2 separate regions of the Homo sapiens genome follow, and region 2 is linked to region 1. A link is a loop called in an ENCODE intact Hi-C map of the cell type or tissue named here. Cell type or tissue: Caco-2. All regions are shown on one strand.

What was found. A loop is a pair of places that touch in the nucleus more often than their neighbours do. Peaks named below come from ENCODE experiments on the same cell type or tissue, not always from the same donor. Only the 100,000 strongest peaks of a DNase experiment are listed, where the experiment ranks them.
Region 2: a loop joins it to region 1, with 2.8 times the contacts of the local background. A loop is called at or near these places in 3 of 110 quality-filtered maps.

The regions. Positions count from the first base shown.
Region 1 is chr2:30,545,131-30,553,130 of GRCh38, reverse strand. The region is part of intron 3 of LCLAT1 (lysocardiolipin acyltransferase 1); the gene reads right to left. Among named protein-coding and RNA genes, the nearest start is that of LCLAT1, 100 kb to the right of the region's middle. In Caco-2, no CTCF peak of the experiment used is centred here; a DNase peak (open chromatin) is centred at 3,960.
Region 2 is chr2:30,458,920-30,466,919 of GRCh38, reverse strand. The region is part of intron 1 of LCLAT1 (lysocardiolipin acyltransferase 1); the gene reads right to left. Among named protein-coding and RNA genes, the nearest start is that of LCLAT1, 16 kb to the right of the region's middle. In Caco-2, no CTCF peak of the experiment used is centred here; no DNase peak of the experiment used is centred here.

The DNA.
Region 1 (8,000 bases):
CTGAGTAATGAAAACATCAGCACTACTCACCTAATGCTCTAATAACTCAATCTCAACAATAGGGTAAAATTTATCACTGCTGTCCTTGTAGTAACTCAATATGGCATCTACTATGGCACTATGAATATGACACCAGAAGAAAAAGCAGGGCGGAAGAAAGACAGACAACTGCTCCTTCGACATTATTTTCAATCCTGAATAAACGATGTGGATGCAACCACAGAAATGCTACCCATAGGCCTCTATTAAATGAGAATGAACAATAGGAACAGATGCAAATTTTATATAAACTTTTATCACAAAGATCATAAGAAAATACTGTATTTACTGAGTATGGATCTGTCCATAATTAATAGTAGTTATACAAATAAATCAGGGAGTTAAGTAACAAGTAGTTATACTTTTCAGAATTTCAACTTTTATTAGGGTGCTAAATGCTGGATAGATAAAGTTAAGGAAGATCTATCTTTTCTGAACTCACATTACAAACTGGGTAATGCTCTCCACATCCCTCTTCTAAGATGATTAATTTCCACGAAGGCTTTTAAAAACTCTGATGACAGGTAATTTTATGACATTTTTGCAGCAACAATCCTGTTGTAGTATGCCTGTATCATTAGGTTTCAAATGTGACTGTGCTGAAAATACAAGATAGAAATCAAAGTATAAAATATGAGCAAGTAATAATTACATAATACTCTAACAAACTTAATTCTAAATATAATTTCAAACTTGACACACCAAAAAGTGGAGAAAAATGGAGAAACCACTTGTACTACAAATTTCACTAGACTCCACAAACATAATCATATACACATGCAGACAGTAAAAATTCTTGCTTGACAATGAGGCTTCTTGGTCATGTTACAATTTTGGGGTTCATGTTAACATGAGAGAGACCAAACTCATCTTTCATATTATATGAGATTGGAAATTTGACCAATTTTCTAAATGAGCTATTATCTGAGATATTTCTTCCTGTTGCAAAACTGATTCCTAAGTACATTCCTAGCTTTGCACACTGAGAGGACCTATAATCAAAGACATCCCAGTAGCAATTAACATATGGTAGGCAGAATAATCATCCCCCAAAAGATGTCCACATCTTAATTCCTGGAACTGTGAAGGCACTGTGTTATACAGCAAAGGGGAATTAAGATTGCTAATCAGACGAATTTAAGGTAGTGAGATTAGCCTAGATTATTCTAGTGGGCCCAATGTAATCATAAGTGTCATTAAAGGTGGGAGAGAAACCCCATAAATATATACCTACTATGTACCTATGAAAATTAAAAATAAATTTTTTTTAAGTGGAAGAGGGAGGCACAAGATGACTTAGTACTGATGTGAGAAGGACTCAACCAGCCAATGCTGGCTTTGAAGCCAGAAGAAGGGGCCACAAGCCAAGGAATGTAGGCATCCATTAGAAGCTAGAAAAGGCTAGGAAACAGATCCCGTAGCAATCCTACAGAAAGAAACCAGTCCTGCCAATGCCTTGATTTCAGCCCAGTAGAACCCACATCAAACCTCTAAAACTGTTATATAATAAATTTGTGTCCTTTAAACCACTCTATATTTGTAGTATAAGCTGCAATGGAAAACTCATACAGAGCATAGTAAGTGCCTAGATTTTAGTTTCTCACATCATTCTTCATAAAAAAAAGGGATCTAGGGCTCCTTAGCGAAATGCTGAGTCTAGGGATGGGGCAAGGAAAAATACAAGATGAACCTGGAGAATTTAAAGTGCCAAAAAAATAAGTGGTTAAAAGAAAAAAGATGGTAGTATGTCAAAAGGACATAAGAGCCAACCTTCAGGCACTCCCAGGCTAGGCGCAGTGGCTCATGCCTATAATCTCAGCACTTTGGGAAGCCAAGGCAGGAGGTTGGCGTGAGCCCAGGAGTTCAAGACCAACCTGGGCAATGTAGCGATACCCACCACTTCTCTACAAAAAAAAAAGTTGTTGTCTTTTAAAATTTATTTTAAATTAGCCAGGCAAGGTGGCATGTACCTATAGTCCCAGCTATTAAGGAGGCTGAGGCGGAAGGATTGCTTGAGCCCAGGAGGTCAAGGATGCAGTGAGCTGTGAACGCACCACCGCACACCAACCTGGATGACAGAGCAAGACCCTGTCTCAAGAAAAGAAAACTCCCAATGGCCAAAGCTGGCCATTACTTTCAGCAGCAAAATAATGATAGTACCAGATTATAATCTAAAAATTAAAATAAATATCAATGAGTCCATATTGATATTATTAAATTACTAATTAAATAAATGGGGAGTAGGGGCAAATATTTTCCACAGAAGTATGAATAATATATATAAATAGTCTGCACTCCAGGAAGTAGAGCTTCATTCCTTTCCCCCAACAGCCAGCCTTTGAGTGTGGGCTGTGCTTAGTGGATTGAGTATGTAAATGTAAAGGGGAAAACAGCATCTTTGCAGTAAAGAAACCTGACAGATACCACCTTAACTAAGTGATTAAGATTAACATCACCAGTGATAAGCCATGTTGATATCATGAACCTCTGACATGAGAAGGGTACTCCACCTCTACAGTATTCTTCCCCCAAGCCTACAGCTCTAGTCTAATCACAAGAAAACATCAGACAAACCCAAACTGAGGAACATTCTACAAAATGTCCAACCAGTACTTTTCAAAGGCACCATGAAAAGCAAGAAAAGACTATCACAAAATGAAGGAAGACTAGGAAGATACAATGACTAAAAAGCAAGGTGGTATTCTCAGTTGGATCCTAGAACCACAAAAGGACATTAGTGGAAAAATTGGTGAAGTCTGAATAAAGTCCATTGTTAATAGTATTGCACCAAAATTAACCTCTTGTTTCAACAGATATACCATATAAGATGTTAACATCAGAGAAGCTGGGTGAAAAAGATAGGAAAATTCTCTGTACTGTTATTACAAATTTTCAATAAATCTAAAATGATTCCATATAAAAAGTTTACTTCAGAACATCTATTTGTTGATGCAAACTTGTGTTTGACTAAAAAAATACACAAATAATGGCCATTTTCCATTCAAAATCAAGGCCTAAATAATCTTACTTGGAATTCGCTTACTATACCATATTACTTGGTTGTAATAATTGAAGATTATCAGTAACAGCATTTCTAAAGATATAGTTTTGACATTATTTTCATTGTGGAAGAACATTTTTAATTCTTGGCTACATAATATGTCCCTGCCTGGTATTCATTACACAACAGTGTAACACTCAGAAACATCTGACTTCAAGCATAAGGAAAATATTTTCTGTAAGATTTGTTATATGAAATAAATGGAGAAAAGCCATATTTTTTAAATGACATATATAATAAATACAACAGCTAATTCATTTTCCCCCAGGTCTTACAATGTTGCCTTTCTCTTTTAAAATACCTGCACAATTTACAGATACTTAGCCCCAAGACAAAGAACAACTGAAGGCATGGAAGTCAAATTATCTATTAAAGTTACCAACTATGAGATACAGAGGGTTCATCTTGCATATCTTTTCTATTATTATTGCAAAGTGCCATTTCAAAGTTGGTTCAAAACTGATTATTATGTGATTTATTTCATTTGTGCTTTTCCACCAAATACAAAGCAGATTCAAAACCCTAAAGCTCCCTCCAAATTCTGAATTTCTTTCTACTGAAGTTACCATTATAAAAGCATATCTTTTAGATAATTTTAGAATGTAATTATTAATTTAAGCAAAGGAATTCCTCAATTTTCAGCAGACCTAAGGGTACTAAAAGTACTAGAGGTGAAATTCGCTTCCTAGCTCACATCTGGGATATCTAGCAGCCTAACGCAATGTAAATTTGCTGAGGTATTAGAAATAGTACACATCAACAGGATATCCAATTTAGGTAACCAATTGCATTAATGTCAGTAAGTGATTGATTAGATAACCTTAAAGCCCCCAGCCATTTCTCCTGGCCAAAGAAACTGTCAACTTCACACAGCTCAGGGCTTCAGCTCTGTTCAGAAGTCAGATAACACATTCAAAACAAAAGCTTCATTTAAGTTATTTAGATTTCAATGCCATCCTAAAAAATTACTTAGTTCTCAATGTCATTCTAGAAAGAAAGGTAATCCTGGTAAAACTGCCTGGCAGATGATTTAAATGAATTGAACCTTTCTTTTCTTCCCAATGGAAGAAAGTAAAGGCTAAGCTCTAATTTTTTATCTTGCCCAAATTCCTTTCTAAGGGATCTAGGGAGTCATGCCCTACAAACCATAAATTCTCATCACATGAGCTTTGTTTAACCCTGTATATTGTGACTTACTTTCCAGTCTTACTCAGGCATAACAAGGGAAAAAATCAAAATGTTTTACCCCAAAATATATTACCTTGCCATACTTTGAAATTGCCTTGTAAAGTTTTTTGTGGGAAAAATCCACATTATATAGATAATCCCCTTATCCCTTTATTTTCCTTCCTTTCTTTCCAGATCTAGGAGATAATCAGCTAAGAGCCAGACACCCTTTTAAATCTGATAAGAAACATTTTACAACCTGCTCTCTCTCTGAAGTTTGCTATCTGAGAGATTCCTCTGCACAAAAAAACCTGGTCTCCGCAATCCTTTACCTTAACCTAAACAATCCTTTCCATTAATCCCAGGTCTTCACATAAACTCGGCCAATTGTAAACCAGTAAATGTTTAAATTTACCTATAGCCTGGAAGCCCCTGCTTTAAGTTGTCCCACCTTTCTGAACCAAACCAATGTATTTCTTAAATGTATTTGATTGATGTCCCGTGGCTCCCTAAAATATATAAACCCAAGCTGTACCCCGACCACTTTGGGCACATGTTCTCAGGACTTCTTGAGGGCTGTGTTACAGGCCATGGTCAATCACATTTGGCTCAGAATAAATCTCTTCAAATATTTTACAGAGTTCGATTCTTTTCGTCAACAAACGTATATCCCCACTACTTACCACCCTCCCGGCCATGCATCAAAACTCATCTCGGCCAAGCAATGCTGGCAACCAAAACTACAAAATCAACAATTACCAAAACTTTATGTTTCAAATACCAATAGAATTGCTAAAATGAAATAATCTGTTATATATCTAAAAACAAGCAGAGATGTATGTGTGTCTTCCAGGCAACAGAACTAAAATATGTTTAACATATTCTACTTTATTTGATGGTTTTCATAAAAATTTTCATTCATGACTAGCATTAATAAAATTTACTGAACGAGTAAATCAAACAATGGATACATTTCTTATGGCTTGGTGAAATAGGGGAAAGCAAGTTACATCAGGATGCTTTTGGCTATAAATAACAGAATACCAATCTAAAAGTCATATAAACAATTTGGGTTTACGCTTCTCACGTAAAATAAAGTCTGGCCCCAACGCTAGTTCAGGAGCCAGGATCTCCCACTCTACTATGCCATCCTCCTGATGTCTGAGGACCTCCCCCTCTTTGAGGGAATGCCTGCAAAAGTTCCAAGCCTCATGTGCTAACACAATACTGTCCACAAGCAGAAAAGAGTGGCACTGGACCTTCATTGACTTCTTTCATCTTATTAAGGAGGAGTATCTTTCCCAGAGACTCCAACAGACTCCCATAAGACCCTTTGGTTAGACTGGCTCAAACAACCATCCCTGCTGACAGGAGGCTGAGAAAGCCAGTATCTGGTATTTTCATTCTCTGTCATAGGATGTGTGCATCACAGTGGTTCACTGTTAAGATTAGTAAAATACTACTTCTGACCTTTAGTTATTAAGTAATATGTGGAATAACACAGAGGAAGAAGGCTGTTGTGAAGCTTTATATGATTATTTAATAGGATACCATAATCTTATCAATATAATAAAGAAGGCCAGGACATCAGAAAGTTTGCTGTGACAGTAATAGCTATAGCATAGTTAATAAGTAGCTAGGAATCCTTGACTAGAAGCCCCCTTTGAAGAAAGAGTCACAGGTGGAGCTTCAAACACACTAGCTGCAGAGATTCATTCCAGGAAGGCTCAAGCTGTTGTTACTTTTGGGTAATAAGGCACCTTTACCTACTGTAGGTAGCAAAACTAATGCCTATGATTGCACTAAAGGAACTGGCAGGAGTGGAGTGTTACTGAGTCCTGTGGGGGCTTAATTTGGGAAGGGACAACTAGCATGTGAGTTTCCTGGCACAAAATCGCCAATAAGATGAATCTATTCATCTTAATACATTCATCAATAAGATGAATCCATTCATCTTATTCTTGTTATGAGCAGGAGGGCAGCATGAAATTGTGTTGAATTAAAAAAAGAACCCACCAAACTGGATAGAGTCAAAAATATTCATGACTTTGTTCTAATTTTAGTGAATGTCTGTTTTAAGTAGGAGGAAGCTGGGTAAGAAAGGGGGAGTTTTCCTTCTCACAGGAGGTAAAGTTAGGCATTATAGATTTTAAATATGTCAAACAGACATCTATTCTTTGTGGCTAACATGTGATAGTAAATAAAATTAAGGTGACTTCAGTAAATTTAGTAATTCTTAAAACTGTGTTAGCAATGGCACATTTATTTACACAAATTTATTGTAATGTTTATAAATACATCAATAAACTACAGATCAAACTGAAAATCTGACCACATGAGTCTTTCCAATTCCCATATCACTGTATTGAACCACTTTCATGTTAACAGCAGCATGCATTATAATCATGTTCCTATAGTGTACTAAAAAGGTAAACAACACATTGTAACTGAGTTGTTTTTATTCATGATCTCTAAAAAGAAAAATTCATATGTAAAAATACCAACAGCATGTAAAATAAAATTCTAATCATTTCATCAGATTTGACTAAAAAAATTATTTAATATTTTGGCAGTTTATATTCTGGGAGGCTGAACTTCTGAACAGCTTCCTATCCAGTTTCCATTATCCTGTGAAAGCAGCCCACTACAGGAACTTCTACATATCCAATAACAGTCTTCGTATGTCTTGAAAAACTGAGAATGGATGAAAGCATTCATCAGAGGCCATGCTGTTCCTGCTGGCTTCTCTCTGATCTCACTCTGAATAATCTAGATATATCACAATGTGGGCCTTTCCTAGTTTTCACCACTACACTACATTGCAGAATGTAATGCTTTAGAATTCCAGAATTATATAACAATTTAATATGAAATCATGAGGTCATATCAGGAAAATTTCTGGCTTCATCCATGACTTGGACAGGTTTTAAATCACTATCTCTTTAATATTACTCTCCTTTTCATGCTTTCTAAAAGGCTCAAACTCTTTTCTCACTCTACAGTGATTAATGATCCAGAGAAACCAAGAAGCCATGAGTTGGGTACGTACAGTTGGCACATGCATTTCCTGGCACAAAATCACTAGGCAAATGGACTTTTTATGACTGTTTTAAGTTTAATATTTCATTTCACTAGTTAAGTGGTCATAAAATTGGCTAAAAGTAAAAATCTACATATGCACCACCATCAGAGACAGTTGAACTCTATGAAACATTTTTTCTTAAAATCTATTCTGTATATCTTAATAAATTCTAAACAGTTTAGTTAATTTAACAAAACTCTTTATAACTTGACCTGAAATCTAAATACTTTTAATGATTTATTTCCTACCCTGTTACATAGGTCTATTGCTTTTATACTTTAAGAAAAGAACTTTCTATTCTAAACTCTCAGCCATTTCCCAACCTGGCACTACAGATACAGTGTTTTCCTTTAGTCAGTTGCACAAGAATTAAATAGACCAGATAATTATATTCTAAACATCTGGTAAGCAAACATTTATTTGAAAAAAAAATGCGCATAGCAATCTTAAATACTCCCTAAAATTACATCAAATTGTCAACAAGGTAAAACTGGTATAGTCTCAAACAGTATATAGTTGACCACTACGATGCAGCCATTCTTTTTCCTATCATTTCCTCCTGCAAACTCCAACTTTAATTCCCTTTTTAACTCTCACTGGCAAACATGCTGTTTTGTTTGCTGCTTACACTTATGCCTGGCTTAAATTACT
Region 2 (8,000 bases), 86 kb after region 1:
AGCTTCTGATTATAATACAATAAAACTAAGAGTAATTCAAAACAAACAACCCTAAAGATTTGAAATTCTTAAGCCTTCCTAAATAACTGTTGAATTAATGAAAAAATTAAAAATATATAAGACTTGTAGTTCCCATATGCTGATGTTAATCCAGATTACCAGGGGGTGGGGAGCTTGTTAAAAATGCAGAAGCTCAGGCCCTATACCCAGTGTTAAGTAGAATTGGAATATCTGCATTTTTAATAAGCCTGCCAGCTGAGACTGATATTCACCAAAGTTTAGAACCAGTGCAACAGAATATTTAGAAAAAATATAAAGACATCGCATATCAAAAGTTACAGGATTCATACAAAGCTGTACTGAAATAGTTTCTAAAATAGTATTTAAATAAACAGAACATAAACTAAGCAATGCAAATTTTAAAATCAAGCAGTCAAATTTTTAAAATAAAAGGTGTGATTAAAAAACAAAAATAGAAATATGGATGACAGTAAAAATGATTGATTAGATAACAACACACAGAAAGGGTCAGGCACATTGACTCATGCTTACAATCCCAGCACTTTGGGAAGCCAAGGTGGGAGGATCACTTGAGTCTAGGAGCTCCAGCCCAGCCTAGGTGGCAGTGAGACCCTGTCTCAAAGAAAAAAAAAAGAAAGCAGGAAAGAAAGAAAAGAAAAGAAAAGAAAAAAAGAAAACACAGAAAAAACAGCGGAACTTTAAAATGAGCTTGGTTCTTTATGAAAAAATTTACAAAGTCCTAACAATTCTAATAAAATAAAGAATTATCAAATAGGTAAAAGCAGAATTAGGAAATTTAATCATTTTTAATAAAGCAAGAAAAATAGTTTGTCAGCAAACTGAAAAAATACAACTCATCTAGACAACTCTAAGGAGTTACTTTATCAAAAATATAAGAAATTATATGTCAGTAAAAAAAATCAGAAAAAAATTAATTGTAACATTAGTTATATAATCTACCACTTGGTTGAAAAAAATAAAATTTGGGGAAAGTTTTAACAAAATGCAATGGACTTGAAATTCTTTCTGTTAAAGAAGACTTTTGTTCTTTCATGCCACTTCACTAATAAGAGAAATAAATACACTTTATTGTCCTCAATTCAAAAGCAAATCTCAAAATAATATAAATGATTCTAAATTACTCACTTTCCAGGCTTAAAAAAAGTCAAAATATTTCCTTATTAACTTTACTATTGAGGTTAACTTTTCATTTTAATGTCATTTTGGTAGAGTGTTTAGCCTGTTATTCAACACTGAGAACCAATAAATAACGGTGATTAGCAAAGAGTAGATAAGAATTAAGTGCTATTCACAATAATTAACATAGTAAATATAATGAATGAATCTTTCTTGTTTTAATAAAAGGGGCACAGCCCTTTTGTCTTTAGGGTGTACAGTAGTTTCCTATCGCTGCTGTAACAAGTTACTTGGTGGCTTAAAACAGAAAGTTATTCTCTTCCACTCCTAGAGGCCAAAAAAAGTCTGAAAGCAGTATCATTAGAACAAAAGCAAGGTCACACTCCCTCCAAAGGCTCCAGGTGAGAATCTGTTCCTTGCTTATTCCAGCTGTTGATGGCTGTGGGAATGCCTTGACTTGTGGCCGTTAACACTCAAATCTCTACCTCCTGGTCCAACTGCCTCCTCCTCCTCTGTGTACGTATAATCTCCCTCTGCCTCACTTTGATAAACATACACAGGATTGCTTTTAGGGACCACTCACATAATCCAGGATAAGTGCCCTAGACATCAAGATCCTCAATTTAATTACAAAAACCATTTTTTTTAACATACAAGGTAACATTTCACAGGTTCCAGGATTAGGACTTGAATATTTTAGAGAACCATTTTCAGCCTACCACAGAGGATCTCTTTAAAAACCTAACAGGCCTGGCCAGGCATGGTGGCTCATGCCTGTAATCCCAGCTCTTTGTGGGCAGACTGCTTGAGCTCAGGAGTTTGAAACCAGCCTGGGAAACATGGCAAAATTCCATCTCTATGTAAAAAATAAAACAAAAAGTAAATAAAAATTTAAAAAGAACAAAAACAAAAAAACCCTAATAGGCCAAGCCTTTTCGTCAGGAATTAGATACTATCCTAGTCTCCAGATTTACAATGACAAGGTCATAGGCCTTCTGACCCTAGACACTGCAAACAAACACCACTGAAATTAACTCGGGAATTTCATCAGGTGCACAGGAAACTATCACAGGGTATATCCATTTGCCCCAAGAATACAAGAGAAGTTTTGTCTGTTTCACTGTATGAGTTAAATTCTGCTCAAATTTTGTAGTCTCAAACTACCTATCTGCACGTATCTGACATGCAAATAAAAACAGAGCGTTCTTTCTCTTCTACATTGGTAAGAAGGGGTCTTTTTGTTGGCAAGATTTTCTTATTGCCCCAACATACTTTATAGAGTTGGGTAATAATAAACTAAGTTTTTAAATAAATTTGAGACAAACTACTTTCCAAAGGCAGCAAAATTTATTTTTATCCTCTAAATTTTTCCAGACACACAATTTCAAGACCCACTAGCCCTTGAATCTCCTCCAGAATCAAGCAGTTTCATTCCATAAAATCAAAATAAATTCCAGATGAATTAAAGAGTTACATGTAAAATATGAAAACATTATAGAATTACAATAGGAAAATGGGCCAAGAATCAAGAGTCACATACAAAAATGAACACTAAAAAAAAAGGGAAAGAAATCAGACTAATATGTAGCATGACACCATGTTTCCAATTACTTTTTCATATTTGACAATGATAGTATCCAGCAAAGTGAGGGCATAGGAAAATAAGGCCTCAAACATACAATTGCTAAGAGAATCAACTGATAGAGCCCTTTTAAAAGGCAAATTCAGCATGGCTGGCAAATTATAAAACACATATACATTTTTACACAATAATTTCATTCTAATCTATCCTACAAAAGTACTCATAAAAGTAAGAAAAGATAAAAATGCTCACGGAGGCACTATTTGTATGTGAAAATTAGAAATAGTATAAACGTCCATCAACAGAGAAATGGTTAAATTATGGCATAGCCATATAACTGGAATATTATGCAACCAGTTTTTAAAAAGTGAAGCACAGTCATCTAATATCCATGGGGGATCTGTTCCAGGGCCTCTTGAGGACATCAAAATCAACATATGCACAAGTTCCTTATATAAAATGACATCATATTTGCATATAGCCTGCTCACATCCTCCAAAATACTTTATCTCTAAATTACTCATAGTATCTAATACAATGTAAATGCTATATAAATAGTTATATTGTTTAGGGAACAATGACAAGAAAAAAGTCTGTACATGTTCAGTGCAGAGGCAATTCTTTTTCAAATATTTTTGATCCATGGTTGGTTGAATCTATGAATGCAAAACCTGTGGATACAGAGGGGCTGACTATACATTAACATAAGCAGTCATTCAGAAAGGTAGACATGACCCGTGAAGTGAAGAAAGCAACTTACAAAATAATGAATGACTCTGTTTTTAATTAAAGGAGAAAACAAAAAAAGAAATCTCTATGTATGATAACGTTTATATATTAATAGAAACCATGTTTTCAAAAAATCTTATGACATGGGAAAATCCTAATAATATAAAGTGAAAAAAGTAGGTTACAAAATTGTATAGGTAATGACATAAATAAAAGTAGCATAATAAAAATAAACATGGTTATCAACTATCTCTGAGTAATGTAATTCTGATCTGTTCTTCATATATTTTTTATAAATATATAAATGTATAAATATTACTTATATAGCATTCAAGTTGACTTTTTTTATTAAGAGAGAGGATCTTGCTATGTTGCCCAAACTGGTGTTGAACTCCTGAGCAACTAAAGCAATCCTCCTGCCTCAGCCTCCCAAGTAGCTGGCACTCCCAAGTAGCTGGTCAGGAGAGATTCTAACCCTAAAAAATACCAAGAGATTGGGTATAATGATGTGAGTTCATGTACAAAGAAGACTTTTTAAAACTATCTATTTACCAAAACTTATCTATGCTAAAGAATGCTCCCTATTCAGACTGGTTACTTTGAATATGTTTATTCTCATGTTCTACTACCAAAAAATTTTTGAACTTTTATAGTTTAAAATTTCCTTTGATCAGCTCACGTAACACAAAAAAAGGTAATTCTTATAACATAATCACCCAACCTTATCACGCAGGCTAGCCCCGAAATAGATTTTGGTTCATTCTAAACAACTCTAGCTTCAAAGGACAAAGCTTTAGCACAAGCTCTGTCAGTTAAAAGACTATGCTGCAACTTTCAACTTGTCTGGGGACAAGGAATAGACCCTGGTTTCAGAAGTTTCCCCCAGATAAACTTAAGTATTCATTGTCATCAGCACTGCCTTTCCAGTTCACTCATGGTCTTCCTGAGCAGAAGGGTCCTCCCCTCAGTCACAATTCTCAAAATCCTACCATCTCTTCAATGCTAAGCTCAAGATACACCTGCTTAGTGAAGCTGTGCCCCTTTTGAACTCTAGAAGCATCTTATCACCTGTACTACTGACTTGGTCAGCATGTGTTATTTTTATACGGACATTCTTTTCATATACTCTAACTTTCCAATTATACACTTTCATCTCCAGTGCAACTTACTGGAGATACAAACTGAGTGCCCCATCCAAGAAACACAATAGGTGCTTGTTTTCTTTTGTTGTATATAAAGACTGGGACAGCATTAATTTGAGCCTATTGGACTCCAGTGGGCCTTGAATGGCTGCCTGCAAATAATGGGTTTTATCCTACAGTAATGGAGAGTAACTGAAAGTTCTGAGTTCAAAAATGATGTGATAAAAGTTTAATTTAGGCCGGGCGCGGTGGCTCACGCCTGTAATCCCAGCACTTTGGGAGGCCGAGGCGGGCGGATCACGAGGTCAGGAGATCGAGACCATCCTGGCTAACACAGTGAAACCCCGTCTCTACTAAAAAACACAAAAAAATTAGCCGGGCGTGGTGGCGGGCGCCTGTAGTCCCAGCTACGCGGGAGGCTGAGGCAGGAGAATGGCGTGAACCCGGGAGGCGGAGCTTGCAGTGAGCCGAGATCGCGCCACTGCACTCCAGCCTGGGCGACAGAGCGAGACTCCGTCTCAAAAAAAAAAAAAAAAAAGTTTAATTTAGAAAAAGTGGTCCACAGCAGCCAGATTAGAGGAGGGTAATAATGTCTACAGCAAGGAAGATAGTTGGCCCAACCCAAAGGGTTAAGTAAAGGGCTTTAAAGTCAGAAAGCACTGACTTCTCCAACACTTCCTTGCTCTGTGACAATGGGCAAGTTATGGCTTTCCTTACCAGTAAAACAAAGATGATAAAATCAGACCTGGGCCAGGCCTGGTGGCACACACCTGTAGTCTCAGCCACTCAGGAGGCTGAGGCAGGAGGACCGCTTCAGCCTAGGAGTTCAAGACAAGTGGAGGCAACATAGTGAGACCCCGTTTCAAAAAACAAACAAACAAAACACCAACAACAACAAAAACACCAAAAACTAACTAGAAACAAATAAAAAAAAATCTAGGTCTTACCATGGTGGGCATTACATGAAATAATGCATGCAGCGCACATACCACAATGCCTGTCAAAGGGTAAGCACACTGCACTCTGAGACCAATTCTCTGACACCAACTAGGTGTCCTACAATTCAACTCAATTCTGACACTACCTGGAGTTCGTATCAGATCCCACAAGTTAAAGAGCAAGGTTTCCAACAAGACTGCCCTCACTTCAGTTATCCCCATGCTATCCACACTAATGTCCAACTTGGCTACAAATTCAGAGATTCCCAAAACCTCCCTTCAGTTTCAACGATTCTCACAGAAATCAGTGAAAGCACTATACAATCACAGTTTCATTATAAAGGCTACAACTCAGGAACAGCCCAATGGAAGAGGTGCACAGAGCAAGGGCAAGGTCTAGGAAAGAGGGCAGAGGGATGCAAAGCTTCCCTGCTCTCCCCTGAAGAAATCCAGGTGTCATCTTCCTAGCAAACCAGTATGTTCACTGCTATTCCAGGGTTTTTATATGGGGCTTCATGACCTAGGCATCAGTGATTAAATCACTAGCCAGATGACTGGGCTCTGCTATCTAGTCACTGCCCCCTCCCCAGAGACCAGGGGATGGGGCTAAAAGTTCCAAGGTCTCTCTGATGTGGACAGCTCCTTTCCTGAACTATCTAAGGGCCCACCCAGAGTCACCTTATTAGGATAAACTCAGGTGTGGTCAAAAGAGACTCTTGTTATGAATAACAAAAGATACATCTATAAGGAAATCCCAAGATTTTTTGAAGCTCATTGTCAGGAACCGAAGACAAAAGCCAGATATAATAGATTCTTCATCATATCACATACACAAGAAATGGAGACTATTATTTCAGAAACCGACTAGTAGACTACTGAAGTAACGCAAGCATAAAGATCAGGAGAAAAAACATCAAAAGCATTACAAAAGCAGCAGCAATAGAAAAAGGCTGAGGGGGAGGGTGTCGAAATTATCTAAGAAGGTTCAAGCCTGGACAATTAAATAAACAGAGACAGACATAACCTGGCAGGTAACTGAATATGGGATTGAGAATGAATTTAGTTTTAATCAAATTGAGACTGAGGTGGCAGCCAGAGATTGCAGATGAACACTGGGCAGATGGAGATCATGAGCCTAGAGATGAGAGAGGACATGGCCAGAATCAGTTGTCAGTTATTCACACAGATGAACCCCCGCTGGACTCCCCAAACCCTCACTGTTTCAAAAGGAGGATACTAGCTAATGGTATCACATAAGCTCCTATGTCAAACAAAAGCAAGTTACTGCATGCAGCAGAAAGTGTAAGGGATAACCTCCAAAAAATTTAATATTTTCGACTCTAAACAAAATGGTACCTAATCTTTAAAATAAAGATCCAAAAAGAATCACACAACCAAATGCCAAACAGAAATGCTGGGTTTGTTCTTTCACAGAAATGTGTTATTTTATTTTCTAAAAAAGGACATTTATCTCCCTCCAATAGAAATGAATGCTTATTTTTCAATGAAAAGGTTATAGAACAAGCATAGAACATGTCAACAATACAACATAAACAGGAACAAACTATGATCAATTCAAAAAGCTTTGTGTTCAGATATATGAAGCAAGACAAAAACCTCAAGCATCTAAATCATTACAAAGACTTACCCAAAGCTTTTAGAGTCCTGCTTTATGAAGTACGTGCAGTAGCTAGAAACTGCCTCGTTAATTGACCATGGGTTCAGAAGCACCACAATTTCCCTTCCCCTGGAATGCATATATCACATCATCCATTTGTTGCCAGCTTCCCAGAAGAGAGTACCCACTCTGTTTTTCAGCCTGTGAACAGGACAAATGGGAGAAAAAAAGAGAAAGCAGAGTTTGGGAACAGTGCACCGGGCTCATCAGATGGTTCATGGAGTAAACAGATTACGGGCCCAGGGACCTGAAACATCTGAGTACTGAATGGATTAATGCACAGGGCAACTCAGGAAGCTGGGTCATAGTGCTTAGGAAGGGAATGCCAAAAGACTGAGGTGAGAGCCCAATATGCATGCCACCTCTACAAAGTTCCAGAGAGAGAGGGCAGCTGAAATGTTAACACTGGCCAGGTCCTTGGAGCTTCTGCTTCTCCCTGAGCCAGAATGTGAACAGCAAGGGCAAAATCACAGCCTAGATCCCAACCCAAGAAAAAACAGGTAAGGGGCAGCTCCTTTCCCCCACACTTTGTAACACATAGGGTATTCAAGTTTCAAAGATGGCTAGAGGAACCCAAAGACCTTCCTAAAGAAGGAAAGCAAGCATGACCACATGCTGCTCATTTCCTGGATCCTGATTCTACTGCCAAATTACAAAAACCATTTTATTTTGCATAAAACTTTAAAATACGTTTGCAGTAGAGAAACTCTTGCTTTTGTTTATAGTAATTTCCTTATATCAGAATGAATGTTACTCAGTTATAAATATAAGTA